Regions from separate parts of the Homo sapiens genome. Here region 1 is linked to region 2. Evidence: read pairs that join two places in POLR2A ChIA-PET (ENCODE). Cell type or tissue: CD4-positive, alpha-beta T cell. All regions are shown on one strand. Links, peaks and the distances in the headings refer to the core of each region. The heading gives the core; the rest is flanking DNA.

The links. ChIA-PET counts read pairs that join two places held together with the same protein. Peaks named below come from ENCODE experiments on the same cell type or tissue, not always from the same donor. Only the 100,000 strongest peaks of a DNase experiment are listed, where the experiment ranks them.
Region 1: POLR2A ChIA-PET joins it to region 2 with 6 read pairs; 2 of 35 experiments call an interaction of 5 or more read pairs at or near these places.

Annotation. Positions count from the first base shown.
Region 1 is chr2:2,691,422-2,706,842 of GRCh38, reverse strand. No RefSeq gene overlaps it. Among named protein-coding and RNA genes, the nearest start is that of MYT1L, 370 kb to the right of the region's middle. RefSeq lists enhancers at 2,740-3,697, 9,445-9,944, 9,945-10,446. In CD4-positive, alpha-beta T cell, for the core only: no CTCF peak of the experiment used is centred there; a DNase peak (open chromatin) is centred at 8,082.
Region 2 is chr2:2,639,614-2,655,034 of GRCh38, reverse strand. It overlaps LOC107985839 (a long non-coding RNA gene), which reads left to right. Exons shown (of 3, transcript XR_001739253.1): 3 at 1-101. Among named protein-coding and RNA genes, the nearest start is that of MYT1L, 320 kb to the right of the region's middle. RefSeq lists an enhancer at 7,205-7,819. In CD4-positive, alpha-beta T cell, for the core only: no CTCF peak of the experiment used is centred there; DNase peaks (open chromatin) are centred at 8,194 and 8,534; H3K4me3 peaks cover 733 bases; H3K27ac peaks cover 986 bases.

The DNA of each region.
Region 1 (15,421 bases), core at 5,002-13,001, 51 kb before region 2:
TGGACTGCCTGAGCCATCTCAGCAGTGGTGAGAGACACAGGAAGAGTCTGCTTCCTATTATTCTGGAAGCAGGAGCCACAGGCAGGGGCAGCACAGTCATGGGCTCCTCTGAGTTCTCGGTGTCTGTGTGTGGTCCCTCGACGTGGAGCAGGGGCTCCCAGGAGGCCTGGTCACTGGGGGCGAGGACAGCACTGCCCGCACTGGGAGGGAGGAGAGGCTGAGCGCTTCACCCTGACACTCAGGCACAGTCTCCAAACCCATGCTGCCCCCACACCATGAGCGCCCCAATCAAGCACCATCTCCTGAACTGGGATTTGTGTGGGAATCTGCTCTCTTCTCTGCACATGCGTTCTCTTCTCTGCACGGCTGGGTGGCTCCCTGGTGCCCTCACATGCCTGCACCCAGATCAGCTCTCCCTCTCCACCCTCCTCAGTGACCACGAACTCCTTGTCTTCTGGTTTCTGACCCAGTTGAACCAGTGGGCGGCACTATGAGATCAAAGCTCAGAGGCTGTGTGGGTGGAGTTTGTGCCTCCTGCCCCCCTGCAGGTTTTCCACAAGCGGATGGGGTCCTTCACCTGTGGCCCCAGCCCCTCAGCCAAGTTCCTGATAAAGTTCCTTGTCGGTTTGCCACAGCTGCTGTAACAGATTCCCACGATCTAAGTGGGCGCAGAGCCACCTATGGCGCAAGTCACTGCTGGGATGGAAGGTCCTGGCAGCCAGGTGTCCGTGGCAGCAGGGCCGTGCTCCTTTGGAGCCCACGGGGGATTCTTTACCTTTTTCTGATCTGAGGCACCAGCCAGAGTCCTCGGCCCAGGCCCCTTCCTCTCCCTTGACGGCTCACCAGGAGCACCTTCAGCCTCTGTCTGGCCTCGGCCTTTGCCCTCTCACTCCTTCTCTGACTCCTGCAGGGACCTGAGTGATTGCCTTGGACCCCCTGGATAATCCAGAATAATCTCCTCAATCCCCAAATTCTTAATTTAATCACATGTGCGAGTCTCTTTGCCAGTGAGGTGATGTATGACAGGTCCCTGGGCAGGGCACCACTGGCATCGTCTGTGAGTCTCTTTGCCAGTGAGGTGATGTATGACAGGTCCCTGGGCAGGGCATGGGCACCACTGGCGTCCATGGTTCTGTCTGCCCAGGCTCCCTCCCTCCACGGCTGCCACTGGTGGGTGCCTCACTGCCCTGTGGCTTCCTGCTCTCTGCTGAGCCTTCAGAGAGACAGAGAGATGCCCATCGTTAAAGGCATCTCCAGCGATGTGTTTCTGCTGGCTCCTCTGCATGACCCATCTGGGCTCCCCACACTGGCCTCTCCTCTGAGCTCAGGTCGACAGCCCTGAGCTGCCTGCACCCCTTCTCCTTTTTCCCATCCAACAAGGCTGCTGTTGAAGAGTGGGAGGGTGGTAGGGAGATCCCTGCTGGAGGATGGACCCGGCAGGGAAGGAGAATGTCCCCTTGGCTCTCTGAGGCCCTCAGGCCGTGCAACTCTGACCTGCACACGTGCTTTCTGTGCTGCAAACCGTCACCCACTCAGGACAGTTTCCTTCAGCAGTTCCGGAGACTGTGGACAGCAGGCCCCCAGCTGGCCCACCTTGTATCCCCTGTGCCCTGCACTGAGCCGGTGCTGAGGTCGACGCCTACTGGTGAGGCTCACACCAGGCCTTCCCTGAGCCTCCTTTTTTGTGGCTCGCATTGCATTTTGATGAAATTATTTATTTAGCCATTGCTGCATTTTCTTCTATGGTATCTGTGTACCAAGTTCTCTCTCCTTAGACCAGGAGCCGTGTGCAGCAGGCCTGGGAGGTGCCCCAGTGGCTGCGGAGGAGACCAGGGGACAGCACAAAGGTGGCTGTGTTGACCCCCACCCCCCCCCACCGCCATGTTGTGAAAGCACCCTTCCTCCAGGGCGTTTACCCTCATGGGCCTCTTCCTTCCTCCTCTGCCCTCAGGGCCTGCCTGTTCTGCTGCTGCCGCCCTCTGATAACACAGAAATAGGGCACCCAGCTAAGAAACCAGCAGCTTACAGCTAGTAAGGACAAGCTTTGTACTAGAAAAGAAAAAAAAAGAAAGAGGGAAATTTTCATCATAAAGACCTAGACTGTAAATGGAGGAATTTCAGGCCCAAAGCAAATAAAATGTGGAAGTGACAGGCCAGTCCCCACCCTCAGGCTCTGTCTGACTCCACAGTCAGAATGCCCTGCATCCGCCTCCCTCCCTCCAGGCCTCAGTGGGCTCAGGTGGAACGTGAGGACGGAGTGCATAGTGTGGGTTCCGACAGTCCAGATCCCTCCCACCCCACCGCTTCTCACAAGGATGCAAAGACCCCAGCATGTCTGAGAGCCCCGTTTCCACTCGGCTCAAGAGGGGTCTGGCAGGGTCACGGGAAGAGCCCAGCCTTGCTGGAATCTGCTGGTCCTGGATGAACAATCACCCCAGCAGCTCACTTGCCTTCTCTGTCCTCCAGTTCCCTAATCTGTAACATGGTTATTAATACCCAACTCGCAAGGTTTTCTTAGGAAGGATGCTCAGGACAGTGCCCGGCATGTAGCCCTTACTCAACAATGTGGTTTGCTTTATTTTCACTAGTGTCTTGCTTCCGTCTTGTTCCTAGGACAGAGTTATCCACAAAGAAGAAGTGAGATCCCAGGGAGGGAAGGAGGAATGAGGGGAGGAGTGAACGGCAAGCTGTGTGGCCAAGACATCGCTCAGAAATGTCCTTGAGCGCAGGCCCTTCCGAAAGGCATAGAAGCCGGGATCAAACACAATTGCCAACACGATTTTTCAGAGCACATTTTTTGGCAATCAGTATGTGTGTGTATGAGATGGAGACAGGGTGGAGGACGAGTGGGCGTTGGTCTCGGCTTTTCAGAGAGGAGGTGGATCTGGGGAGCCCTTTTCTCTTCTAATTATTTCTGGATGGCTGCTGCATTTTCTCCCCTCCTATCTTAACGGACTCGTGCAAAGTGTCTACAATCGATAGCGGCTCAGGCTGAGAGCTCTTGGAAGGAGCCGGCAGAGCCACTTCAGCTGCCAGGCAGGATGGAGTCTGAGGTATTGGGCAGAGACCCAGGCTGGGGAAGTGGGCAGCCTGCCGCACCCCATGGCTGGTCCCATCCCATCCCATCCCATCCCGTGCTTGCCCGGACCTTGAAAACACAAAGGAATGAACCAGCAGCTCTTACAGGGCCTCTGTGGACCCTCCCGTGCCCTAGTCGGTGTCTCATTTAGTTTCTCAACAACCCTGAAGGGTGGATTTTATCCTCCTCCTCGTGAAGAGCATGGGTGAGGCGCTGTCCTGAGGACAGACCTGGGGTTTGCCATCTCCCGACTGCAGTGGGAGAGGTGGGAGCTCTGCCCGCAGGCATCCACAGGGGAAGGCCACAGGGGCCCTGGGCTCCCACGTGCTGAGTGCCGTTTGTGGCTTGTGAAGTCTAACATCACACCTGCTACCCTTCCAAAGACGAGGTAGACTGAATGCTGTGTTCACTAAATGACAAGATCTCACCCTTGTGGGTTGAGGCTGCAGCCCCCTAGTGCCTGCTGGTTACTCTGCTCCTTTTGGGGCAAAAGGGGTGGAGGTTATGTCAGTCAGTTTTATATCATTTTCTCCAAAACCAGTTTTGTGACCCTGACCACTGTGACTTGAAAGAGGGATTGGGGCCGGAGCCAACAAGAGCCTTCCACAGCAGCCTGAGGAACAGCCATAACCAACCTGGCCAGACTGTGCTTGGGAGGCTGCAGGGAACCAAGCTTGGCTGCATGAGCAGGCACCAGCTCCTACAGAGTGGCTGACCAGGCCTTTCAGTAGAAGCCTTGCCGAATGTGCCTGGTGTACTCTGAAATAGCCAAACTATAATACGGGTCCTCTTCCTTCATAGAGAAACACAATACTCATATCAGCCCAGTTAATCATGAGAAATTGGCAAGGAAATGAAGAAGGTATGCCGCCTCTGTTTTCCAAATTGCAAGGACAGATGTGCTGTTAGCATCCTGCAGGTTTGGTGAAGGATGAATACGACAAAGCCCCTGCCTTCAAGGCGCTCACAGCGGGGAAGCCCACCCAGAGCCCCTGACTCTGCTGCTAGCGCACAGGACAGGGCTCAGAGAGCAGAGAGGGAGGAGGACAGGCCACGCCACTCCCAGGGGCAGCCAGATGACTGCATGGAGAGATGGGATGGGCACCTGCGTGCACGCCTGGGAGCACCGTCACTAATCCCACTGCCCAGAAAACTGCCCCCAGTCACAGAGCGAGCAGCAGAGGCTGAGTGCAGCCGGATTCAGCAGGCTGCAGGATTTGCATCCTGTCTTCCCCCACCGCCCACCACCCTGGACCTTTCCTCTTCATTTAAGGAGGGTGCTTCCTCCAGGCAGGAGAAGGGATGGTGCACACAGGGATGGGCAGGGACTGCCTGCCAGGTGCACATCTTGTTTCCTTATGTTCCCAATAAACGGAGCACCAGAGTAGTAACTGAATGGAAGGGGAGTGTTCTAATCCTATATTTGCTTTAGTAAATCCCATCACTATAAGATATTTATGTAACTCTAAAAAGATGGCACCAACTGCATTTGACACGCCATTGATATTAAAATATATTTTTCAGCGTGTACCTTAGAATTGATGGAACAGCTTATTGGCAGTGTGCTTTTCAAGCAAACTCTGCTGTGCCTTAATTTAGTCATCTGCGACATGGGAGAGACAGTGTCGCCCTACAGGTTGAGAGACATGGTGTCTAGTGATGGTGACTTTGGTTTGTGAACACTGCAAATGTGCCTTTCGGCCCTCCTGCCACTTCGGCCCTCCTGCCACCATCCAGCAGATGGACTGGCCCTTGGAATCAGGGTGGTCCTTTGAGGTGCACCTTCGTGTGGCAAGCACTGGCTCTCATCTGGCCTGGCCCTGTGCGCTGCATCTGGGCCTGCCCTGGTTTCCACGGAAGGGAGATGGGAGGAAATCAACACACCTCTAAGTGCAGCTCAGGATCTGTGCGGTTCAAGCTGCTCCTGGGGCTGGTCTGTCCTAGCATTTGGGCATTGAATAACACAGACAAGAGGCTCTCGCTCCATTAATTATTAATTGTACTTTTTGCATTTCTTAGGACAGCAAAGAGCTGAGCTCTAAGGCGGAAGAAAGGGAGACTGGAAAGGATCAGCAGACAGAGCTGCCCCTGTGCTTGCCCCTGAGGGACTTCCCGGACTCCGCTCCGGTCATGTCCTCAGACTCGGGACATGCGACGGAGTCTCTCCACCTTGCATGTGGGTTTGCGCGTACGGGTGTGGGGAGGCAAAATTTCCAAGTGCACGGTGGGAGGGGGCTGTCCCTATTGGGAAAAAGCAGGAGGCTGGCTCTGGAAAGAGCCTTCTTTGTCTCTGAGCCCAGCCTTGCCCGAGCCACCTGTGCTGTGAACTCTGGAGAAGGTAAAGAGCCAGCCCCGCGTGGGACCTGCAGGCGACGTCCCTGTCAGCTGTGGGGTGGGAAAGTCACTCTCCCTGCTCCCTGCACATGTTCTGGGGATTTTGCCCATGTCAGCTGCTCTTTCTCAGCGGCCCTCTCTCCTGCCAGCCAGCGATTCCAAGCCCCCAATGCCCACACCCAACGAGGGCCCTGGAAGCACCGTGGGACATGCGGGCCCTCCGAGGACAGTGAAGGCTGGTGGGGGTCACCCTTCTCTGAGAGAACCAGAATCCTTTGCTTCCCACACATATTCCCCTATTATCTTCCTAATGTGTTCCTTATTCTGGAGAGGTAGAATTAAAAAATAAGAAGGGGAAAAAGAAAAGAGAAATGTTTTGCCTTAGTTGGACTTCGTTTAAATTGTCTCCTTCCAAGATGCAGAGGAGGGTTCACCATGATCATCATTATTATTAGAGTCTGCTCTAGAGGGGAAGGGGAGGATGGAGGGGAGCCAGCCAGGGCTGGAGCGTTCTCCTGACTGTGACCTTGGCACAGCCTGGCTGTGAAGACAAGGACCAGCCCACAAGTCTAGGCCTGAAGGAGGAAAAAAAGTTGCCTGGCAAGGACCGTACGTCTCAGAGTCTTCCCACATATTTTGCCAGATAGTAAAACTGAGTCCAAAAAGGAAAGTGTCTTGCTCCCAATCTCAAAGCCTGTTAATAACAGGGCAGGATTTTTATAAAGGCTGCAACAAAATCAGCCAAGAGAATGGACCCTAAACTCTGAAGTGGATTATTTATTATTCACAAAACCGTAGGCTTAAAGGCATGCATGCAGATAACCAATTAAAGAGCCTTCGCTGGTGTTTTATCATCCTGCGCTCCCCAGGTGCTGGGGGCCCAGCCAGGAGGGGCTCAGGTCTGCAGTGGCCCTCTCTGACCCAGCCCCTGTTTCGTTCAGCATTGAGGTCTCACACCACTGCCTCTGTCACAGACCTATGTACAGAACCCCAGCTGGCTTTGAGAGGGCTCCAGGTGTCTTTGCCGCGTCTACACCTGGTTGGTGTTATCTATGCAGAACACCAGGTAGGAAATCTGGGTTTCCATCTAAAGTGCTTAACGGTGATTATGTGATCACGGTGCGTCTGATTCATTATCTGATTTTCATCCCCACTCCAGCCGCATGAGATGAGCATTTCTTTTCCTTTTCTTTTTGCTTTTTTCTTTTTTTGAGATGTAGTCTCACTCTGTCACCCAGACTGGAGTGCAGTGGCGTGATCTCAGCTCACTGCAACCTCTGCCTCCTGGGTTCAAACAATTCTCCTGCCTCAGCTTCCTGAGTAGCTGGGATTACAGGCACGCGCCACCACGCCCAGATAATTTTTGCATTTTTAGTAGAGACAAAGTCTCACCATGTTGGCCAGGCTGGTCATGAACTCCTGACCTCAAGTGATCCGCCCTCCTCGGCCTCCCAAAGTGCTGGGATTACAGGTGTGAGCCACTGCGCCTGGCCTGAGACCCGCATTTCTATCTTTGCTTTACAGAGCGGGAAGGTAGAGCTTAGGGAGGCTCTGGGAGTCTCCCCTGTGGCTTGGACTCTGGCTGTGAGATTACACACTGGCCCAGGCCTCTCCCAGGAGCCACACTGCGCAGGTCACTGCTGGTTCAGTCATTCTCATGTCAATTCATTGTCATTTCCTCGTTCTCGGTGTGTGAACTCCCCTTTACATTGCAGAGTAGTGTTATCATGAACCATTTCGCTAACTGTGGACATGGTACTGTTTTTATTTTTAATACCATAAACAGCAGTGTCGCGAACATCCTGGTGAATACAGTTTTCTTCTTGTTTTAGATTATTTAATTAGGAAAAGTTCCCCAAAGTTCCTTGACAGCTATTGCTTCCTGTAAGTATCATTTTATTCCACGTTTACTTTTACCATCAGCGTAAGGCAATGTGTGTGTCGCTGCTCTCCCACTCACTAGTAACAACCTGGATTATTAATCTTTTAAAATTTGATTGCCAAAGGAAAACGAAGCCTCTCCTTTCACCCTCATCACTTGGATCCGTGGTGCACCGGGACAGCGCTCACAGCTCTGTGTGCCCTCTTTATTTCCTCCCCTGGGAGTTATTTGTTCCCAGCAGGAGGCGTCAGCAGCGAGCGGGGGCTGGATGGAGAGCTGCATTCCAGGCCTGGTGTCCCAGGTGACGAGGCCTCCAGCCAGAGCATCTGTCCTTCCTCACAGCCCAGATGTCCTTGAACCCAAGGTCAAGTCCCTGAATCTTCTGCCCATCCTCATTCCTCACCACTGGCCCCTGCAGGTGGTGCAGCGCCCACCTCCTTCCGTGCTCCTGTCCTGAAGCCTGCGTGCCTCCACACAGTCAAAGCTGGGACATCTCCAGTGAATCTATCACTGGCAACACAACCATTTCCTGACTCCTACGGCTTGGTCAAATCCCTCCTTCCACCCCAGGCCTCTGGACTGGAAGGCTGTGGTCATGCTGGTTCTTGCAGCCCTGATGGCTCCCCTCGGGCTCCTGGTGCCACGTTGTGCCTGTCCAAGCCACTCAGCTTCAGGACGAAGAGGTGTTTGCCCTGCTGGCTCCCTGCAAGGTAAGTAAGCGTGTGTCAGGTGACAGCTTCCACACGCAGGCAATGTGACCTCACCCATGGACGTGACAGTGCATCCACAGCACATGAGCGAACATTTCCTTTCAGCCACAGGAGGGCGATACCATAGTCTTTTGATCTCTCAAGAAAAAATACACACTGGAAAAATGCAAGGTATTATGGTTACTTATATAAAGCTTCTTACCTGTGCACATGGGCCTCAATAACCATAAGAATCATCAAACCTAAGGAAGAAACATTCTCAATTAATTCTGGGTTGGAAGTGAAGAGACAGGATTTGATATCAGAAAGGACGCCATAAAAACTGTCATGTGCATATCACTTAAAAACAGATGCTGCCACGGGGCTTGAGCCACCAGCCCAGGGAATGTAGCTCCCTTTTCCTGTCACCCACCTTGGAAGTCACAGAGAACGCGAGCAGCCATTAGGTGCACGCCTGGCAGTGCCGGCTCAGGGAGGCTGCAGGAGAGGAGCCCAGGCCGGAGCTCAGGGTTCCTGGTCCGGGCTGCCCTCTGAAAGTGTCCTCGATCATGTCGAGGTCCTGGGTATTACAGGGTATGCCCTCAGGTTCGTCATGTCAGGTTCAGGACCTCGCTTCCAAGAGCCAGTATCATATCCACAAAACTGGAACTAGGGTGGAAGCTATCCCTCTGTAACAGTTTCCCTCTTTGTAAAATGGGAATAATACCACTTAAAGCCTTCATTCTTACCCTTGAAAATGATAGAGTTCTGTGACTGTAGAATGCTATTGAGGACATCCTCCTCCTTCCTGCTTTTTACAGAGGATGCCCCATCCCCTGTCATCTTCCTCCAGTGCACAGTGTGGATGATTTCATGGGCTCGTCTTTGCCACATCTAGGCTCTGGTGGATAGTTCAGCCTGTGATCCTGTCACTGTTGGGTGTGACCTGCATAAGCAAATTGGTCACAGTGGTGTGGCCGTCCAGGCACCTCGCTATCCCAGGTCTCTTCCGAAACCCATCACCACCCTCGCTGGACTGATGTCTTTTCTCTACCCAAACCCACTCCTCCTCGTGCGTCGTCGAAGACTCTGTGCAATTCTCAAACCAGAATGTCCACACATCCTGGGTTCCTTTCCTGGGCATCGTGGGCTATTTAGTAGCAAGTCCTGTTACTCTGTCTCCTTCACATACCCTCCCGCAGCCTCAGCTGCTTAGGACACCCTTCTCTCTGGCCTGGAGCACCACTACAGCCTCCTAGGAGGACTATTCTGGTTTCACTCCCTCAAATCCATCACAGAGAGATCTTCCTGGGGGAGATGTTTTAATTTTTTTGTTTTCAAATTTGTTATATTTTTATTAATAAATGATAGCTACATATATTTATGGGGTACAATGTGTTTCAGTATATGTATATATACACATTGTGGGATGAACAAATCAAGCTGATTAGAGTACCTGTCACCTCAAATGTTTGCCATTTCTTTATGGAAGAACATATTTAAATCCTCTCTTAGGGTATGCTGGCCAAAGGGAACAAAGTTTCAGATGGGTAGCAGGAATCAGCTCTGGTGACCTATTGCATAACACGGCGACTATAATAAATAACAACATATATTCCTAGTGAAAATCTTGACCAAGTCACTTCCCCATTTAGAATATTCAGAGGCACTCCACAGCCCACATGGTAAGACCCAAACTCTAACTTGATGCACGAGCCCTTGATGCCAGGTGTCTGAGCACATTTGCTGCCTGTGTCTACTAAGCCTCTGTCCCTGCACCCAGCCACCATCACACACACACTCCCGGTGTGCAGTGCCCTGCCTCTGGAATCGGTGGGTATGGCCATCTGGGCTCGGGTGCCAATGTTCCCTCCGTTTCACCCACTCACCCAAGCTTCATGACTTTCAGGAAGTCATCCAGACTCCTCCTGGCTCTGGGTGGGGCGTACATCCCCGGTGCTCCTGTGCGCATCCTCAGTGCTCCTGTGCACACATCTTCAGTGCTCCTGTGGGCATCCCCGGTGCTCCTGTTCACATCCCTGGTGCTCCTGTGTGCATCCCCGGTGCTCCTGCATGCATCTCTAATGCTCCTGTTCACATCCCTGGTGCTCCTGTGGGCATCCCCGGTGCTCCTGTGTGCATCCCTGGTGCTGCTGTGTGCGTCCCCAATACTCCTATGTGCATCCCCAGTGCTCCTATGTGCATCCCCAATACTCCTGTGTGCATCCCCAATACTCCTGTGTGCATCCCCAATACTCCTGTGTGCATCCCCGGTGCTGCTGTGTGCATTCTTGGTGCTCCCGTGCTCATCCTTGGTGCTCCTCCTGTGTGCATCCTGGTGCTCCCGAGTGAGTCACACACATTTCCACGGCCACCCCTCTCAGCTGTATTTTTACTCTCTGCTTCCATGGTGACCAGTCTAGATGGAGGAGCCCTCCACTGTGGATCCTTGTGTGTGCAGGCTCAGGGAAGTCCAGGCTCCAGTCACCCCTGCTGAATGAAAACACAGCTCACTCTCACCTTCCTCAGACCAAAATCTGCATGAGTCCGAGTTCTCCAGAGAAATAGACCGAGAGAGAGAGAGAGAGAGAGATTGATTTCAGAGAATTTTTTCACTCCTTTGTGGGGCTGGGAAATCTGAAGTCTGCAGACCAGCAGGCTGGAAATTCAGGTAAGGTCGATATTGAGTCCAAAGGCAGCGGGAGGCAGACCCGCCTGTGGCTCACCGTGTTGCTCTTCCCTGTCTGTTGCGATGAGAGGAGGCTGTGGTCACCTCCATGGCCACCTTTTAATCCATCTTAGCCTTGAGGACAATCGTCTTAGCTCTACTTACTTTACTGGGAGCTCATCAGAGTTTTCAACATCAGGACCTTCAAATTGCAGTTCTTTTCCTTTCTCCCTGTGCCCTTCCTAGTCCTCCCTCTCACCGGTACCAGTCTCCAGCTCCCTGGAGGCTGCAACACCCCTCCACCCTGGCTTTGACTCTCATTTCACTCACCTGGACCCGACTGTCAAGAGGCTCTAGGTCTCTGCTGGGCCAGAGAGGATCACCTCTGACCTCAGCACAGCCCCCTCACCAATGCCAGTCCCGGGTTCTCCCACTTTGCACTCTCTCTGCCTTCCCTCCCCGAATGCTGAGTTTTACTGGGAAGTCATAAAAATGCAGAAAGCGACAAGACCAAGAAGAAGCTATGTTAAACCTAGCAGAATTTTGAGATACCCTGCCTCTTATTCCTTCTTGAGGCCAGACAAGGACCCGAACGTTTGAATAAAGCAGAAGAATGGATGAGAAGATTGTGGTAGGCTTTTTTCCTTAGCATCTTCCCGACAGCTCATACCCTGGTTCTTGTTCTCATTTTATTCTCTCTTTCTTTCAGTTTTCCAGCTCTGCCCCCGTCTTTGCCACTAAATCTGCAGTGTCTATTGCTGGCCGTGGTCTCCCCGCTCCAGACGCCTTTCTGCCTGCATTGAGGAGAGAGACACTGACCCTGATGGGAAGCTTCCACACATGTGCAGGGGGCCCGCCCGTGGTGAGGTCTCTGCAGCATGATGGGGCTGGAAGCTGGCGGCTTTGTTGTGGTTATCTATAAATCTTCTGTTTGGGAACAGCCAGGCCTTTTCCTGAGTGGTCAAGGTAAGGTTGTGCGGCCATGCCCTGACCACCACCGTTCTTGGAGCTGAGCTTCAGGAGAGAGCTGGGGTCTCTGTGAATATTACGTAGGCATTTATTTAATCTCATTTCCAACATCGCACCCCTCCGACCTCTACTGGGCATGTGTTCCTGAATGTAAGCTTTGTTAAGTGTGCTCCCAGCCGACAGACAAAAGGGGCTCCCTGTGGCCACCTGATGCACTCAGAGTTAAAACAAGCAGGCGGCCATGGCAGGATAAGGAAGCGGCCACCCACTCTCTGTCTTCGGGAAGATGTTGTGAAAGTGTCATAGGACCTCCCTTTCTACAATCAGGCCAGACCAGTTCCTGTCGTTGGTGCTGAGCCAGACCTTGGCTTAAAATTCCCCACTGACCACCCGCAGGCCACCTGAGGCTGATGCAGAGAGACCGGCAAGGTCTCGCTTAAAGGCCTTCCCGTCTAGATCCTGCAACGAACTCCCCCTAAACTCCTATTCTGAAGGATTTGCCTTCATCATCTCCCAATCCCTGATCCCTCCACCTGTGTCTTACACCAAAGGCTGCGTGTCCACAATCACAGATTTTTCTAAAAGCAAAATCTATTTGCTTTTAGAAAATAAGGTTCTCCCGTTGCCTCCACAGATATCACCGGTCTTTTGTTAACAGCTTCCATGTCATTCTGGATGCCTTACGTCCTCAGCAGTAGCCAGGGCAAGGAGCCATGTGGGGAGGAGAGGGGTGTGGGACAGGCATCTATACCTCTCATGCAGACCTTGTCCACACTCTTCCTTTTCAGCCCGCAGGCTCCCCACCTCCCACAGCTACTGGTGCTCCAGTTCGGGAGCCTCTCCGGGTTCTTCAGAGAGCAGGGCTTAATTCCTAACAGCCCCCGTTTTCCAGGTGCCTGGGCTTCAGCCTTCTCAGCTCCACACACCATCTTTGCCACACACACTACGTTGGCAACTTTACCTGATACTGTATTTTCTCATTTTGCCTATTATTTTTGGTTTTGTGTATTTACAACATTTTATTCCTTTAGTTTTCATTTTAGAGAGGATTAGGAGAGAGAAGGAATGAACACTGTGTGAGGTCCGCCATGTTTAACCAGAAGTCCCTGTTATCTGCTTAATGACACCTTTCCAGAAGAAGAATTGCTGGGTCAAAAGCCATGCGTGTTTCACACGGCGAGTCGCGTTAAACTGTCCACCGGAAAAGTGCACTGACTTTTTTTAGCAGCAAGTAAGCGGGAGGGTTGCTCTTATTTTATAAATGCTATTTTTCTTTTGTATGATAAAAGAGACTTATTTTTGAGGCAACACATGATGACACCAGCGTATTTTAATTGGTACACTTCATTATAGAGCATCAGAAAAATAAAATCAGTGTGACGAGGCAGCAGCCCCAGAAGGCGGCCACTCATTGCAGCCACTGCCGGCCTGTGCTTTGTGAGCTGGACGGTTCTCTTGCCTCGTTCCAGCCTCAGTCTGCCTAAAAGTGGATATTCCAGACAGGAAATGTGTCTAGCCTGATGGTGAAGACTGTCTGGAGGATGGTTGGTTTTGAGGGGGATGATGATTTTGCAGGAAGGTTTCACAAAATTTGTCCAAGGTGGATTTCTGCTGTTGCTAAATTTTCCTGGTGTGCTAGGCAGGACAATGGTGGGAAAGTAAACCTGGAGTAAGAGAAAACACTCAGACTTCCCAAAGTAGACGAGAGAAACTTTGCGTTTTGCAAGGGAGGCGAGTGGAAGACCCTGTTGCAATTGTCTTGTGTTTCCATTTTGCTCAGTGAAGCCGAGTTTGCCCCGGGCCAACTGTGCTTGTCAGATGTGTGTGCTGGGGTGGGGCACCGCCATTATTAATGGCATAAGGTGGTGGGGTACAGGCAGGAGCAACTTGGAAATGGAAGCTCTGTGTCTTCCTTCGGGCAGCTGATTGCACTGGCTTGTCGAGAAGGTGTGGGTGTCTGGAAAGCGCCTATGAGGACCAGTAGTCAGGGGGCCAGCAGGAGCCACGGTGAAGAGAGACTGTTGCTAGTCAGGGAGCCGGCAGGAGCCACGGTGAAGAGAGACTGTTGCTCGGGGTCTCCCAGGATAGACCGAGTTGGGAACTAACTAGGTGGTCCCCATTGCCATGGAGACAACCTTCCCAGACAGCGATGGGGAATGGTGAACAGTCCACGAGGGAGACGCCGATTCAGGCTTCAGATGCAATTTCCTGGGATCCCTCGCTTACATTTTCTGCTCTTTGCTGAGTTCCGCTTTTCTCTCTATGTCTCCTTTGTTTTCTATTGTGTATTCTCTCCTTCTGGGGAGGAAGTGTGGGAAGCAGTGAAGAGGTCCTGCTCTGGAGATGAGGAGCCGGGTTGAAGGAAGAGTTGAGCACAGCGGACCTGGCAGGTGGGGGTGTCCAGAGAGGCTGTGGCTGTGCAGAGCAGCCGCCTGGGGGAGGCGTGCAGAATTGAGTCTGAACACATGGCCTTTCTGGTGCATCCGGCTAGATTGGGAATGTGTTGGTCTATCTCCCTTAGCAGCCCTGGTCCAAGGAGTACAATCAGAGAGATATAAGCCAATCACTCCAAGTTGTCATCTTTCTCTTCACCGTGCCTGGAAGAGGAAGGTAACTGTTTTGGTTTGTTAGAAAAGAAATACCAACCCAGCAGCTGAGAGATTTCCCCAGTGGACAGGCCTGTGTTTGGGAAGGAAAGTTAAAGCCAGTGGATTTCTAGTTCGCTTGTTTTCTCTAACAAGATATCAGAAGGGCTGCAGAATCCAGTTAATCCATCCAGTGGTATTTTTGAGATGAGGTAGCAGGTGCTTCAGAGCCAGAAAGACAGACTGTGGGTGGCTCATCCAGAGGCTCACTGAGGATTCTGCACCACAGATCTGTGTCCAGCAAACAAAGGAGCTGGGGTCAGAGCCAGTGAAACACAGGACCATTCCCCATTCAGTCTGGCAGATATTTGCTGAGACCTATAACAGAAAAGGTCTTTTACAGAGGTGTATGAAGTGGGTCCCTTGGCAACTGCTGTAATGCCTCCATACTCCTGGGTCAGAGACTGAAAAGAACTCAAAGATCTCTGAGAGCAGCATCCTGGGCTGCTGTCATGGCAATTCATGTACAAACGTTTGCAGAGTGCCCACTCTGTGACAGACACATCTCTGCAGGAGGATCCCGGGCATGGACACAGGGTGGGAGGTTTCCAGGATAAGAGTGTGCAGCTGTCAGGTGGCTTCATGGAGAAGTCTACACCTGAGCTGAGTTGGGAAGAATGAGTCAGACTTGGCCACAGGGAACAGGGAGGTATCTGTGTCCTGGAATGATCTGCAGGAGGAGAAGGAACCCACGTGTTGACTCGGAGCTGTCCTGGAGGGCTACCCATGGAGGGACCTCAGAAAAGTCTGGTCCCATGGTGCTCAGACATGAATTATAAACCATGAAGCCCAATATAAAAAACTGAGAAGATTGGGCCACTTACAGAAAAGGGTTGGGGCTCCAGAGCCCTGCCCTCTGGTCTAATCCCAACCTCTCAAGGCCCTGAGGCAGCTCTGGGAAACCCGACTATCTACAGAGCGTGGTCACCCTTACAGAGCCCGATCCCTGATTCTCACGAGTGGAGAGCTCATCGGTGCCGTGCCTCGCTCAAGCTCAGCGTATTGGTCTGTTTTCATGCTGTTGATAAAGACCTACCTGAGGCCGGGTAATTTATAAAGAAAAAAAGAGGTTTAATAGACTGAAAGTTCCACATGGCTGGGGAGGCCTCACCATCATGGCATAAGGTAAAGCCACGTCTTACTTGGTGGCAGATG
Region 2 (15,421 bases), core at 4,085-12,084:
AGCTAAAATAGAAGCTTCAGCAGGATAGGGTCTTTGCTGGTTTTGTCCACTGTTATATTAAAAGAACACAGAATAATAAGTGACACATGGCAGACGGTCCACAAATATTTGTTGGATACATGAGTGGCTTTAAGCAGTCATCCACTGATGGACACTTGAAGTGACTATGCAATACACTACATTGTATGTAAATCTTTTTGCTGTTAAAGCAAATCTTCAGTGTGACCTTTCCAGGTCAAAAAGTATGGATTTTAGTTGGCTTTTAATAAAAATAAATTATCTTCCAGAAATTCTTCTCTAACTTGTATTCTTGCCAACATATAAGAGAACTCTATTTTTTCACTTATTCCACGATACTCATTGGCATTTATTAATATTTTCATCTCTACCAATTTGATAGGTATGAATGGTAGATAGATTTTATCTTAATTTGAACTATAATTCTAATGAATTAGAATGTTTTCACATATTCTTCATTTATATTTTCAATTGCCTGTTCATTTTCTTTGACAGTGTTATTTTATTCTTATTTTTATTTTTGGTTAGGTTTCTTTATATTTTAAGGATATTGATCTGTCACATGTAGCAAATATTTTTCATTTGCCACTTGTCATTTAACATGGGTATAGCGTTTCGATACATAAAATATTACTCTTGTATATAGTCAAACATATTTATGTCTTTAGGACTTCTGGTATTTTGTGCATAGAAAGCTTGTGGCAATTTTAAATTAGAGCCTGCCTTAATAGCAGGATCGCCTTTTAAAAGAGCGTTCCTTCCTGAATTTAGGCTCTTCAGCATCCCTGCTGGAGAGGGGGAAGGAGCCATACATCTTTCAGGGTGGATTACAGTTCAGCCTCGTAGCAGAGACAAGACGTACAGCCCTTTTGTAAGGGCATATTGCAATGGGCACCTAATGCGGGCTGTGCCTTAGGATCCAACCAGCAATGAAATATTAAAGAGGGAAGAGCATTTCAGAGCAGAAAAGGCCATTCTGTCCTGCACACCTGTCCTCTTAAAATTTATCTTAATCCTGTGTTCCTGATGTTTTACCATCTGTCGACATGCCTTCCCTCCCTTGAAATAAGTCAGGGGCTTGAATTAATTTTTTGCTACATTTGCCTTGTCTCCTCATTTATTCCATATGTTCATTACCTTCAGTGTGCAGTCACTCCTGCCCAGATCTCTCAGCTTTCATCACAACTCTTTTATTTCTTTACTTTGGTCTACAAAATATGCTTTATTGTCCTTATTAATCCCTCTACTGATACCACCTCAAACTCTATTATTTGTCAAGAAAATTAGAGCCATTTTTAAAACCCTTATTATTTTATGCAGGCGAAATAAAAAGAGATATCTTCCAATGGACAATGTCTTCACCAAATTTATATCTTAGCCAAGTCTCACTCTGACAAGACTTGGAAATTTTCAAAAATCTGAACTTGTGATTTGACTCAGTAGGAAATGGAACTGTGGGAGAGAACACAGAAAGGCCATAAAAGCAGAGGACTCCAGAGGGTGTTGAATAGGAACAGGTTATTTAGAGCTCAGATTGCAATCACCGGCTCTCAGTGTTCCGTGCACAGGGTAAGTCCCATTAACTCTGATGGCAGATCACTCATGGGCATCGGAAGGGAGACCTTTCTGTGTGACTTACTGAGCTTCTCGCAGAGGGGAGGAGAAATGCAGCTTCCCTGCTCCTTGTCAGCCATTCACTTCTCACCTAGCCCTTGTCAGGTTTCTCCAAAGCTGCCTTCAGTGTCTTGGAGTCTTTTATTTAAACTGAACGGCCTGATGCCCTGATCTGAAGAAGAGGGCAGCATGTGCTGGGCTGAGCCGAGACTCCTGGGCAGACGGGCTTCGTGGCATTGAGGCTCTGCTGATGGTTCTTCCATTTCAGGAGACAGAGACTTGAGTTTTCTAATTTGGTATCAGAGGAAATAAGCATCATCCGTACAGTCAGGAGCTGGGAAATAGTAGTCAGGGAGCCCGCAGCCTAACTGTCTCTCTAAAATTTAAGTTGTGAAGTGTCATTGAATTATCTTGCTTCATTTGTTTTTTTAAACTGCTTTTGGAATGAGTTTAGATGTCAAAGCTGCTGGTTTATCACTTCAATGAGCAATGCTGGGCCAAGGCCATAACTTTGCCAATGTCATCAGTATTTATTGGACAACAGTGAGGCATTTGTCTGTAGACGCTGATACCAGGTGTGCAATCTATTTGGGGCAGCAGCTTAAAGTTAGGTAGGCACTTTGCTGTGGAAGCTAAAGGTCAAGTTGTGGAGATAGACAGTGAGTTGCAATTTGGCAAAGTCTGTGGTGTCCTGAGCATGTAGGGGGAGAAGCTGGTTCTGCTTGGCTTGTATCTGGAGGGTGGGAGGCAGACACGCCCCAGACCTGGGCTCCCTGGCTTGTATGTGTGGCCCTGTGGAGGACTGTGTGTCCTGTACTCTGAACAGAAGGCAGTGCATGTGCACACACACCCACAGTATAAATGCACACAAAGTATACATGTACACACACATGCCCACACATATAGCATTCAAGCACACACACAAATTTAGCATACATACACTCATGCTCACACACAACATACACACACAAATACATGCATAGAGTACACACATGTGCATACACAGCACACACACATGCATGCAGCATACACATATGCACACACAGAGCACACACACACATATAACACACATATATAGCAGACACACATACACATAGAGTGCATGCACACTATACACACACATCTAGTATGTAGGCACACACACTAGCACACACATAGCACACACATACATATAGCATAAATTCACACAGCATACAAACACACATGTTGCGCACACAAGCACATTGCAACATACACACACATCTCGTGCACATATGCACTCACATTGTGCATGAACATATATTATGTAGACACACACAGGCACACATACAGCATACACAAACACACACATAGCATACATACACATGCACACACATTACACATGTAGAACACGTGCACACATGCAAACACACACATAATATACAAGCACATTCACAAACATAGCATATCCCCATAAGCACAAGTGCAAATGTAGTATAAACACACATACAGAATACAAAACATGCACATGCACAACATACACACACATGCAAGCACATAGCATATACATACAAACACATAGCATGCACACACACAGTATTTAGGTACACATACAAATGCACATATAGCATACACACACAAAGAGTGTATAATCTACAGTCTGGTTTTATTTAAGAATCAGTATTCATCCAAATGGATGAGGACAACTCCTTTGAATTCCCTCTAGGGACTGTAAAAGTTGTTTTTCTTCCCAGCCTGCCTCCCTGCTTTCCCACAGTGACTCTTCTAACTGGCCCCACCCTGCAGCCAGGTCTGTGTCCCTGATTCCTGTTTGCCCAGCACAGGGCACTTTTCCCTCCCTGCTATTCTCTGTGTCTGAGTCTTTCTCAGGCCTCATGGCACCTGCTGCTGCAAATTTTTGCACCTGCCTCATTTCCTATAGAGGTCCGTGTGCAGGAGATCACGTCTAGACAGCAATAAAATCACTAGTATATCAGCATAGGCCAATTCTTCCTAACAGTGAAAAAAACACAAGCAACAGATTATTAAGGACCTGATGAAGACCCGCAAAACATTCTGTGACATCACCGGTACCCAAGGGCCCTCTGAGAACTTGTCCTGTGAGAGCACCATGCTGGGCACTGTGCAAGACGTGGGCAGAGCACGCCTGCTGCTTGGACCCGACGGAGATCTGTGCCGGGCAAGGGGCTGTTTCTCCTGCAGGCCATGGGAAGCCCGGGAGAACTCCAGCAGAGTGTGATGGGGTTTGCAGTGCAGCTCAGGTGGGTTACCCCAAGACTGTGTTGCAAAGGGGTTCAGGATCTGGGAAGCCACCTGACCCCTCAGAGATGCGGGGAGCCTGGGGAAGGCTGGCTGAGGCGCTGGAGAGGCACAAGGCTCACCTCTTGGGACCCACGCTATGTTATGCCCTGGCCTCCCAGGATCCTGCCCTTGGCATCGGGATTTTAAAAACTCAAATAGGACCCTCATCTTTCCCCAAACAACCTGTTAATAAAAAGTGTGCACATTTTGTCCAAGCAGGAATAACGTTTCTCTGATGGCTGTGTGGACCCTGCCTAACTGTGCAGAAATGCTGTATCATCAAATAGGGCGTCCAAGCCTGAGCGACAGAAATGCTCCGTCATTTACTCCACGGAATACATGTTGAACCCCTCTCCGCTAGGGTCTCCAGCTTGGGACAGAGGATCTGATGATTCCAGGCCCTGGTGCTGACATCCTGCGTTTGAGGAGGAGACAGGCAGGAGGCAAATGTGCCCATAATGCCTGAAACCGTCCTGTGTGCTGGGCCCTTGGTTGGGTCTCAGGGACGCAGCAGCAAGCAAATCAGATCTCAGGGACGCAGCAGCGAGCAAATCAGATCTCAGGGACGCAGCAGCGAGCAAATCAGATCTCAGGGACGCAGCAGCGAGCAAATCAGATCTCAGGGACGCAGCAGCGAGCAAATCAGATCTCAGGGACGCAGCAGCGAGCAAATCAGATCTCAGGGACGCAGCAGCGAGCAAATCAGATCTCAGGGACGCAGCAGCGAGCAAATCAGATCTCAGGGACGCAGCAGCGAGCAAATCAGATCTCAGGGACGCAGCAGCGAGCAAATCAGATCTCAGGGACGCAGCAGTGAGCAAATCAGATCTCAGGGACGCAGCAGCGAGCAAATCAGATGTGACCTCTGACCCCTGTCCTGCTCATAGGGCCTGGAGCCCTGTGGGTGAGACGGAGTCCCATTTCTACACGAGTAATTAAGCGCAGTTACAACAAGCACCAAGGTGAACAGGTGACAAAAGCCTCTTGGAGATGTCCAAGCTGAGCGGCAAGATGAAAGTGATCAGTGGGGCTTTAAGCAGGTCGAGGAAGGCGCTCATAGGCAGAGGAGGGCGTGGGGGAGGGCACCGTGTTCAGGGAGTCCAGGGGACTCAGACGGCCACAGAGGGTGTGTATTAGATAATCCAGGATGCTGGGCTGGACAGGTATCAGGAACATCACCATCAGCTCCCACGGCTGGGTCTAGGGTAACAGGAAGGCTTTCGCTCAGAGAGGGCGCATGGGTAACCAGGCTTCCGTGGGAAATGTTCCTGGGCCCACCTCAGGTGGAAGTGTGGAGCCTGTGCGGACGCTGGGGCAGAACCTGGGGAGGCCATGGGGAGAGGATTAGGTCAGCGCCCATGGGGTGCAGAGGCAGCGGCAGATAGAGGAAGCGCCTGAGAGGGAAACCAGCAGCACTTGGCGCTAAGTGGAATGTGAGGGCACAGGAGAGGAAACGTAGGCTGCCCTGGACAACCAGAGGCCGGATCTAGAGACAAGGAGAGATAGGCATGGCTGGGAACCCTTGAGGAACTTGAGCTATGGGTTCTAATGAGGCCCCTAAGGGTAACTCCGTGGTGAGCTGTGTCTGCATCTGCACTGGCGGCGTGACGTGGCGAGTGCCATGGATGGGCAGTGACACTGCTGGAATAAGGTTTTCCTGGGAGTGAGAACTGAAGGACCACAGCGTAGCCTGGGAACATCACTACACGTGGGGCAGGAGGATGCAGGGACTGCAAAGGAGATGCCGGGAGGTGGCTGCAGAGGCAGGAAGCTCAGGAAAGAGGCTGCCTGGAAACCAAATGAGGCTAGTGGGGAGGAGCAGAGTCCCACGTCCCACCACCGAGGAAGCAGGCAGCCCGAGTGCAGGTCCGCATCGTCGGAGTCTGGGCGTCTGGACAGAGAGGTCTTTCAGCAGCTCTGCCAACCTCAGCAGCCCACGGGGGCTGGATCCCGGCCGCAGAAGTGAGGGAGGGGAATGCTGCCTGTCCAGAGACGGGGCTGCAGAAGGACGGGGAGAAGCACAGCCTGCAGCAGGAGAGGGATGTGTTGTCGGAGGAGGTCCTGGCTTTGTGTTCTGCCATTAACGAAGTGGGGTCTGGGTGTAAGGCACTGAACACTCTCCAGCCTTAAGGAAAAGGAAGGATGCGGAGGCTGAAGGTGAAGCAGCCGAGGGAACACGGGACGCAGACGACCAGAGGGCCGGGTACATTCCCCATTCCCTTTCGACAGGAGCAGGAGACAGGAAGGGGAAGGCGTGGGAATGCAAACCAACAGATGAGCAAGCTTGGGCATAGAGTGAAATTATTAGAATCATTGTTCTTGTGTTTCTTGCCTAGTGATTTGCTAATTCTCTGCATAATAATACATGGGAAAGAGGAGTTTTTCTTTTTCTTTTTCTTTTTCTTTTTTTTTTTTTTTTTGAGACAGAGTCTCACTCTGTTGCCCAGGCTGGTGTGCAGTAGCGTGATCTCAGCTCACTGCAACCTCCACCTCCCAGGTTCAAGTGATTCTCCTGCTTCAGCTTCTTGAGTAGCTGGGATTACAGGCATGTGCCACCACACCTTGCTAATTTTTGTATTTTTAGTAGAGATGGGGTTTCACCATGTTGACCAGGCTGGTCTCGAACTCCTGACCTCAAGTGATCCACCTGCCTTGGTCTCCCATAGTGCTGGGGTTACAGACGTGAGCCACCGCGCCCAGCCGGAAAGAGCAGTTTTTCAAACACTCTAGCTGTCATCCGATTCTCTGAACAGTCTAGATAAGGGCAGGAGTTCATTTGTTCCATACATTCATTTTTTTCACAACTGTGCCCTGGGTGCTGACTCTGCACAGTGCTGGGTACCTGTTGGTCAGCCACAAACACGTGGCACCTTCCTTCCTGTGTGTCACTGCCTGTGAGTGGAGAAGGACAGAGATTCCCCCCGCCCCCAATATTCTTTTATCCCTTCTTAATTGTAAAATTTCAAATTCTTAGTGAGACACGTGGCCATCAAATATGAGATTATATTCCCCCATTTCCTCTGTAGACAAGAGAATGAGAATGGGCTCTGATCCAAAAGGCAGGAGCAGAAGAGTGGGGTTAAAATTCCAGAAGGTGCCTATATAAGGGAGAAGGCATCTCTGTTTCAGTCCCTTCCCACTTCCCACTGGCTGGAATAGGAATGCGAGGGCAGGAGCTCAAGCAGCCTTCTTGGAGCATGGGTCATGTCATGTGGGGATGGCTGAGGAGTGGACTTGAGGGAACCAGAGTCTCTGATGTTTGTGGAGCTGTCACACCAGCCCCAGACTGCTTATCTCTGAACTTATTTTATGTGAGGTAAAAATAAACCTCTGTCTTATTTAAGACCCAGTTATTTTCAGTGTCCTATTACTCACACAGCTGAAATTCTCCCAAATAATGTGGGTATACAGAAAATAATCATATAAACAAATAAGTATGCTATTATAGCTTGAAATAAGTGATCTGGTGGCAATGAACATCATGCAGTAATGTGGACGGAATGGGCAGGAGGGAGGGCATCCCTCAGAAAAGCTTGTCGGGGAAGACTTCGTTAAGATGAGATCTTAAGAAGAAAAGGAGTGAAAGCTACGAGGGTGGAGGGGAGAGAATTCCAAGCCGAGGGGATGGCTCATTTCCTGCAGGTGCACATGAGTCACCGCATGGATTACAGTTGTCAGGATTTCTGTCAGTAAAACATAATAATATGTACCTCTGAGGATGAGCGAACGCTTGCATGAGGCAAAAGCCAGCTTAAGCTGTGCACCCTCTGAGAGGAACACTTGGCCCACATGACCAGCTTGTGGGAGCGGCGCACACCATGGGTGCGGAGCCCAGGGCAGGTGTCCTCAGAGCTTCCTTCTCATTGGTCTTCTCAGGGTTCAGGTTTCTTCTCTCAAATCAGCTCCTCCAAGAGGCTGGGGCCTCTGGCCTCTGGCCACTTCCTGCTCTGAAACTGATATCTTCGTGACCAGCAAGAGAACAGTTTCTCTGTCTAGATTTTAAAATCTCCAGAATTGTGTATGAATTGTACCTCAATTTTTTAAGTCCCCAAAGAGTTTTCTGAGTGGCATCTCCTCTTGGGGCTACTCGGAGTGGGACAGCTAAGACATGAGGAGTTGGGGGACGGCCCAGATGGAAGGGTCAGGATCCCACCTGCAGGTGCTGAAAGGTGCAGGGAGAGGAAGGAGGGCTGGGAGGGAGGCACTAGCAATCTGAGAGCTGCCAGATCAAAGGGCTTTGCTTTCCATTTCACCGCAGTGATCTCCTTTAATCTGAACTCACATTGTGCTCTGGAGGAGGTGCCAGAAATGGGGTAAACACGTGGGCTCTGCAGTCAGAGATACCCAGACTTCAGTTTCTGTTCTGCCACTCACCAGCCACAGTAGCTTGATGAAATAAGACCATGTCTATACATGCATAACACAGTTTGTGACACATAGTCAATGATTAATAAATGTTGTTTTTTATTAACAACACTAGAAATAGGACTTTTTAACATTGTTTTATGGAAAAGAAAAATGAGTCCTAGAGAAGTCCCACAGAAAGCATGTCGCTGAAAGGGGTTCAAATCCAGCTCTGTATAATTTCAAAACCACTCAGCAGCCTCCCCCGCACCCTCCCTGTTACCTCCTGGAGACAAGATGCGTAGGTGTGACGAGTGCAAAGCCTTCTGTCACACCCTTCTTCAGTGCATTAATTAAAGCTCTTCAGGCTCATCCTTCCCTAACTTTTAAACTCAAGGGTCATTCACAGACTTCAACAACTGAAATTCAACAATTTTTTCCCAAAGTAAACAATAATTATCCAACTTAAAGTTGAATTAAATAAACTAAACTTACAGAAAACTTGCATTCCACATTAACCCAGGGATTATCCATTCATCAGTTTCTTGAGCACCATCTATGCCATGCGAGGTTCTGTGTGAGGCTTGTGTGGGGTAAATAATAGAATAACCCCCAGGGTCTCTGCACTCACACATGCCCTGGATGCGAGGGGGTCGGTGCCAGGTGTGTGAAGCAGCAGAATAAACCCACCAGATGGTCTACACTGGCACCTTGTATGCTAACAGGAGTTCGGCTCAGTTTTCTGCTGTGTGACTTCGGGTAAATCACAGAGCTTTAAAACCATGGTTTCCTCACTTTTGAATAAAAAAACACAGAATACCCATCCACCTGTATTAGTTAGGATGAGTATAACTGCTATAGAGCTGAATTCCTATAACTCCTATAGGAAACCTGATTTCAGTGGCTTGGCAACACTGAGGTCTGTTTCTCACCATGGTCAGAGCCAACTGAGGCAAGCAGGTGCCACGGGTACAGAATGAAGGTGAGGCCACCTGACCCTGCGGGGTGCAGAATGAAAGTAAGGCCACCTGACCCTGCGGGGTCCAGAGAGGGCTCCTGCTCACAGTGTGCCCCTGGAAGCCTCCTTGACCCCCGCCCTGGCTGTGTCTCGCGTTGCAGGAGAATGGTGATCAGCAGGGCCCTTCCATGTGGTGGCTCCTCCCGCCGGTCCTCAAAGGGTTCCCCCATCAGCCCACTGGGGAGGAAATTCAGGCTCATAGGGGCCTCTCAGGTTCATGGCTGGAAGTGGGGCTGGGCTCTCGGCTCACATTCCGGTGACCAGAGCTCCACCTTGCAGCCCAAGGGGGCTGGAGATACGAGCCCAGCTGTGTGCCCAGGAAGGAGGGGAGAGCGTGGATGCTGGCGAGCCCCATGGCCTCTGATCAGTGTCCTTTCTCACAAGGTTGTACAAGAGACACTTAGACAATGTGTGGAAGAGTTCTGTCAACTCCACAGCCTGCGCCATGCAGGCGCTGCTACCGTGTTCAGCCCTGGTCCTTTCCATGTCAGGCAGAACGGCCGAGTGCTGTGTGGGAGCCACACAGAGATCTGGGAGCACACAAGGTGCAGGCAGCCGAGGAGGCCAGGTTTTCTGAAGGCAGTGGGTGGAAGGGTGGACAGGGTGGCCAGAGGTGGAGGGGAGGTGGTGGCTAGAACGGCGGACAGGGTGCCCAGAGGTGGAGGGGAGGTGGTGGCTAGAACGGCGGACAGGGTGCCCAGAGGTGGAGGGGAGGTTGTGGCTGGAATGGCGGACAGGGTGCCCAGAGGTGGAGGGGAGGTTGTGGCTGGAACGGCGGACAGGGTGCCCAGAGGTGGAGGGGAGGTGGTGGCTGGAACGGCGGACAGGGTGCCCAGAGGTGGAGGGGAGGTGGTGGTTGGAATGGTGGACAGGGTGCCCAGAGGTGGAGGGGACATGGTGGTTGGAATGGTGGACAGGGTGCTCAGAGGTGGAGGGGAGGTGGTGGCAAGAGCTGCTCTCACAGGATGCAGTCCCAGGGGCTCTGAGCCCAGAGGACAGGGCACAGCCACGTGCTCCTCTCAATCCACACCTGCTCCTGAGCTCAGCTCAGCGATCTCCCACCCCAGGTTCTCCTCCAGTCTGGTCATTGGTGGCTTTTAGCTTGCAGCTCCTGCCTATCTCTGCCCGCTTCTACTTCACCAAGTCTCCGAGAAGAGGCCTGACCAGGCAGGAATCCCTGTGGAAGACTGAGGAGGGGAAGAGCTTGTGTGGCCAGGCCACAGCCTCCAGAGCAGGCGGGGAACTCCGGGACGCTCTGCTGCTGCTGTTGTGGTGGTGGTGTTGTGTTGTGTAGTGTTGTGTTGTTGTGTTATTGTTTTTCTGTTGTGCAGTTGTGTTGTTGTGATTTTGTGTGGTGGTGTGGTTCTGTGATTGTGTTTTGTTCTGTCATTGTGTGGTTGTGTTGTGATGTTGTGATGGTGTGTGATAAGGTTGTGTCATTGTTGTGTGGTTGTGTTGTTGTGTGCTCTGCCACTGGTGGTGGTGGTGGTGTAGTGTGGTTGTGTGGTTGTTCTGCTGTGTGGTTGTGTTGTGATGTGGTGGTATTGTGTGGTGTGGTTGTGTTGTGTGGTTGTGTTGTTGTTGTGTGGTTGTGTCCTCTGTCACTGGTGGGAATGTAATATGGTGGTGGTGTGTGGTTGTTGTTCTGCTGTGTGGTTGTGTTGTGATGTTGTGTTGCGGTGGTGGTGGTGTGTGGTGTGGTTGTGTGGTTGCATGGTTGTTGTGTTGTCGTGTGCTCTCTCACTGGTGGGAATGTAATGTGGTGGCGGTGGTGGTGTGTGCTGTTGTTGTGTTGTGATGTTGTGTTGTTGTGGTGGTGTGTGGTTGTTGTTGTGTTGCTGTGTGCTCTGTCGCTGGCGTTAGTGTAATATTAGGGCAAGAAGTTAAGGATGCCACCTGGACAGGTTCTGCTTCACGGCTTGCTGGGGCCTCAGCCGGGTCGGGGCTGGCAGCAACCCCTGTGCCTAGGCTGGGCCTCCTGCATTCCCTCTGCTGGGACCAGATTCTCTCGAGTTGGCACCAAGTCAGACAAGGGGAGACAGCCCAGGGGCCCACGGGCTGGAGGAGGCCCCAGTCCAGCTGCTGAAACCCTGGTGCTCCAGGACGTCTGGTGGCCAACGTGGGCTGACATTGACCCCGGTGATGTCGTCCAGCCTGGCTTGCTTACTGTGGCCTGAGCTTCCTGGGCATGCGACAGAATGACCTGACATTCCCTGATGTCTATGCCCAAGAAGGGGCTGGATGGACCCCTGGGTCCCTTCCCAGTGACAGAAAGAGGCACCAAACCCCAGAGCACAGCCAGCCTCTAGCATGGGGCACAGAGCATCTGGCGCAGACACAGCGGCTGGTGGGCATCCGGGGCTGGCAAGTCAGGACTCAGCCTCTTACGGCCAAAGTGCCTCCTCCGCCAGAAGCCAAGCTGTTCAGTGTAAGGAAATGTGACAGCAGAGATCCCCAGTGTCGTGCCAGTCCCACGCCTGCTCAGCACCATGGCAATCAAATTTCACACCACGTGGCTCAGTCTTGCCCTGCTTGTGAGCCCACTGCGATCAAGGTGCAGCTGCGTGGGAGCCCATTTCTCAGCGCTGAGGGGTTAAGGTTTGGCCTCTGTGTGCCGCCTGTTCCCTGCATCCTGGGCTGCCCTCGTTCCCCCAGGACGGCGAGTCCTGTGTCGGCCTGGTGGCCTCTCAGGTCTGTCTCTGGCTGTCCATCCCCTAGCTGGGGCTTCCCAAGCCCATGGGGCTGCCACCTCTGGCTGGGTCTGGCTCTCGGAAGCTCCGGCTACTCAGAAAACTGTGCCGCCTTGCACCTCCCCATGATGGCAGGCAGACCCTGGGAAGATGATAAGTTGGTATCAGACGGTGTTCAAATGCATTCAACAGCATCCTGTCACTTTATTTCATGGTATTCTAAAAATGTGTACTATGTTTTATATACTTCCTGATACAGTTTACAAATTTGAGCAAAAGAAAAAGTGCTACAAAAAATGTTTAATTCCCTAGGCTCACATAAAACAATCTGCATGCAAGGTTGTCTTAAGAGGTAACATTCTTCTGACTCTTACTACTGGCTGGGCTTAAATAGCCTATAAATTAAAATGCCGAAATGAGGATAAATAAAACATAATAAGTAGTAAGATTTACTCTCTGTAACCATATAGAAAATATTTTAATTTAGAATTGTCTTTAAACCATGCTTCTAAGGCATTACATCAGAAATTAGTATACTGTAGTCTCTCTCTCTCCCGCTCTCTCTCTCTGGATCTCTCTCCCTGATTTTCCCTCTCTCTGACTCTCTACTTCTTTTCTCATTGAAATAAATTTTTTCAACAAACCAAACTTTCCTCATATGTTTTCCTAGATTTTCTAGATGGCTGGTTTCTCTCTGGATACCATTATTTGCTCAAGGTTGAGATGCATGCCTGCGGCTGAACCCTGATCATGGTAACATTGACTCACCTGAGACATGACTGCTGTCTAGGTCCACTCTGGTGTCGCCAGCCTGTGAAGGCTGCCTGTCTCTTTCAAGGACCAGGGAGCTCATGGACTGCAGCCACACAAGCCAAACAAGCCCTGCCATGAACCCGGGGGGCAGGCCGCATGCCAGAGCTCCCAAGGAAGCTGAGAACAGGAGCACTACCTGCATTTCCGGGGGCAAACGCAGCCCTGACCGCAACTGCCGCTCACACCACAGTGAACAGGACACCAGCTCAGCCAAAGCCTGTCTCACCGCACATCAAGGCTGAAAAGAGGTGGCCTCTGTGATCATGTCTCAGCACAGACAAAGCAACACCACAACCAGAGCCCGGAAGTGCCAGATACCCCTGTTCCTGGGCAATATGAGTGACTCATGTGCTCCCACAAAGAAATCCTTAACCTCACTCCTTAGTCGTGCCTCCTGGTTAAGATTCACTGCGATGGCCATCCCTCCATGTCCCCTATTTCCTGACAGCAGCCTGGGCTGAGAGCCTCTGACCCCCACCCACAGTGGCCTGACAGCAGCTTTTCTCAAAGCTCCCCCGCCGCTCAGATTCTGGACAGCGTTGCACCCGGGACTGGGAAATGGAGGGCATGCTCTGCTGTGGGAATAACTCAGCCCCAGAGGAGAGCCAAGGGTGAGGCAGCCTCACCGGAGACAGCAGTCCTGCTGAGAAACCCTGGTCACTGGGAACTCACAAAGGACCCAGGTATGAGACCAGATGTTGAACCCTGTGACCATGAAGAGCGACTATCCTTGTCCCCAGCAGTCTGGACAGAGCTCTCCTCCGCTCTGAGATGAGATCTTCAGGTGGCCTCTGGCTCTCTCCTGACCGACCTCCACAGCTGTCTGCCTCCAGAGAGGAGTGTGCAAGAGAAGAGGTCTGGTGTGTGTGCATGGCTGCACACTCTCAACAGCACAAGGCACCCCTCGGCCACCAGGCTGTGGGACCCCGAGAGAGATAGGTAGGGCTGCCTCTGTGTCCACTGGAGGGATGGTGAGGGCAGGTGTGTGGTCAGGAGCTGCTGAGAATGCTGCAGGGTGGGGGGCCCAGCTCTGCAGGAGGAGCCGTAAGGGGAAGCTTCCCCAGGGAGCAGGGGTTTGAACTGAGCCTTCAAGGACATGTTTTCCAGGCAGAGAGAAGCAGTTTGCAAATAACACACCTATGAAACATGGGGTGTGCTTGAGAAACAAAGCTTGGGTGTAACTGGGACTTGCACTGTGCTCCTGGGTGGTGCAGGAAGGGCTGCCACTCTCCCAGTTCCTGCCCCACACCCCTTCTGCCTCTGCTTCTGCTCTCGCTTCTCCTCCCCTGCCACTGACCCTCCTGCCTCTGTCCCCTCTAAGGGCCCTAGTGATTGCCTCGGGCCACCTGGCTGATCCAAGTGAATCTCCTGTCTCAAGACTGTAGCAGAAGCATGTCTGCCAAGTTCCCTTTGCCACAGGAGGTGACATATTTGCAGTTTCCAGGGATTAGGAGCTGAACGTCATTGAGGGCCATTACTCTGCCTCCAGGGCTGTGTGTGAAGCAACTTTGACGGCAAATACAGAATGCACAGAGCAATGCACCTGCTTGTTCACCAACACTGTGAACACAGTGCCAACTGCCTTTTTCTTTCCCAAACTGTCACTGAATTTACACTAACAGGGAAGAATGAAGTAGGTTACACACTGATGACACAGCACACCAAGCCAAGACATCGGCCTACCTCGTGTCTGCAAGAATTAGAGCGAGAGAAGGACCCACGGTGCCATCTTTGGGGCAGAGCCTTTGCCCTTCCCCCAGTGACATCTCACTCCATTTACAGTGCTGTGTATTGCCCACATGGCAGAGAGGCACTGAGGCATGGCGTCCACATTGTGACACTGTGTGCTCCAGGAACGTCAGTGATGAGCTCAAGGTCACCAAGCCCAGCAAGAGACTGCAAGTGAGGCTCCCTGCTTCCCAGGGGAGCCACAGTCATCAAAGCCCCGCACATTTTGCTCTCAAAAAAATTTTTTTTGATGGAGTTTTGCTCTTGTTGCCTAGGCTGGAGTGCAATGGTGCAATCTCGGCTCACTGCAACCTCCACTTCTTGGGTTCAAGTGATTCTCCTGTCTCAGCTTCCTGAGTAGCTGGGATTATAGGTGCCCACCACTACCCCCAGCTAATTTTTGGTATTTTTAGTAGAGATGGCATTTCACCATGTTGGCCAGGCTGCTCTTAAATTTTTAAGTGACTTTCCCCTGCCGTGACATGTAATCGTGGAAGGAATATTGTTCTGGGCTGGTAGAACGCTCTGTGTTTTGATCCCATGCCTGCCCTGCTGGAGGTGGTCATTTGGGAGGATTAAATGGGACCGTGCCTGCAGAGCTGCGGCCACAATGCCCCTTGCTTCTTGAGCAGAGCTGAACAGATGCCAGCTCCTTCCCTCCGGCAGGCCTGCGCTCTTCAGAGCTCGCCTCTGGCGGCTTCTGCGGGAGGCTGATGCTGGTGAGGAATGGTGTTTCCTCTCCACCTGCAGATTTCTGCTGCTCCCCTCCCAGAATAGCTCAAGTAGGCTGTGACCTCAGCGAGCACCCTTGAGAGACTCTCGAGGCGCCTTGAGAAGTCGCACACGAGGCTGCTGCATCTGGGCTGGATCCATTATTCATGCACGCAGGTCTCGGCAAGCACAGTAATTTAGAGTT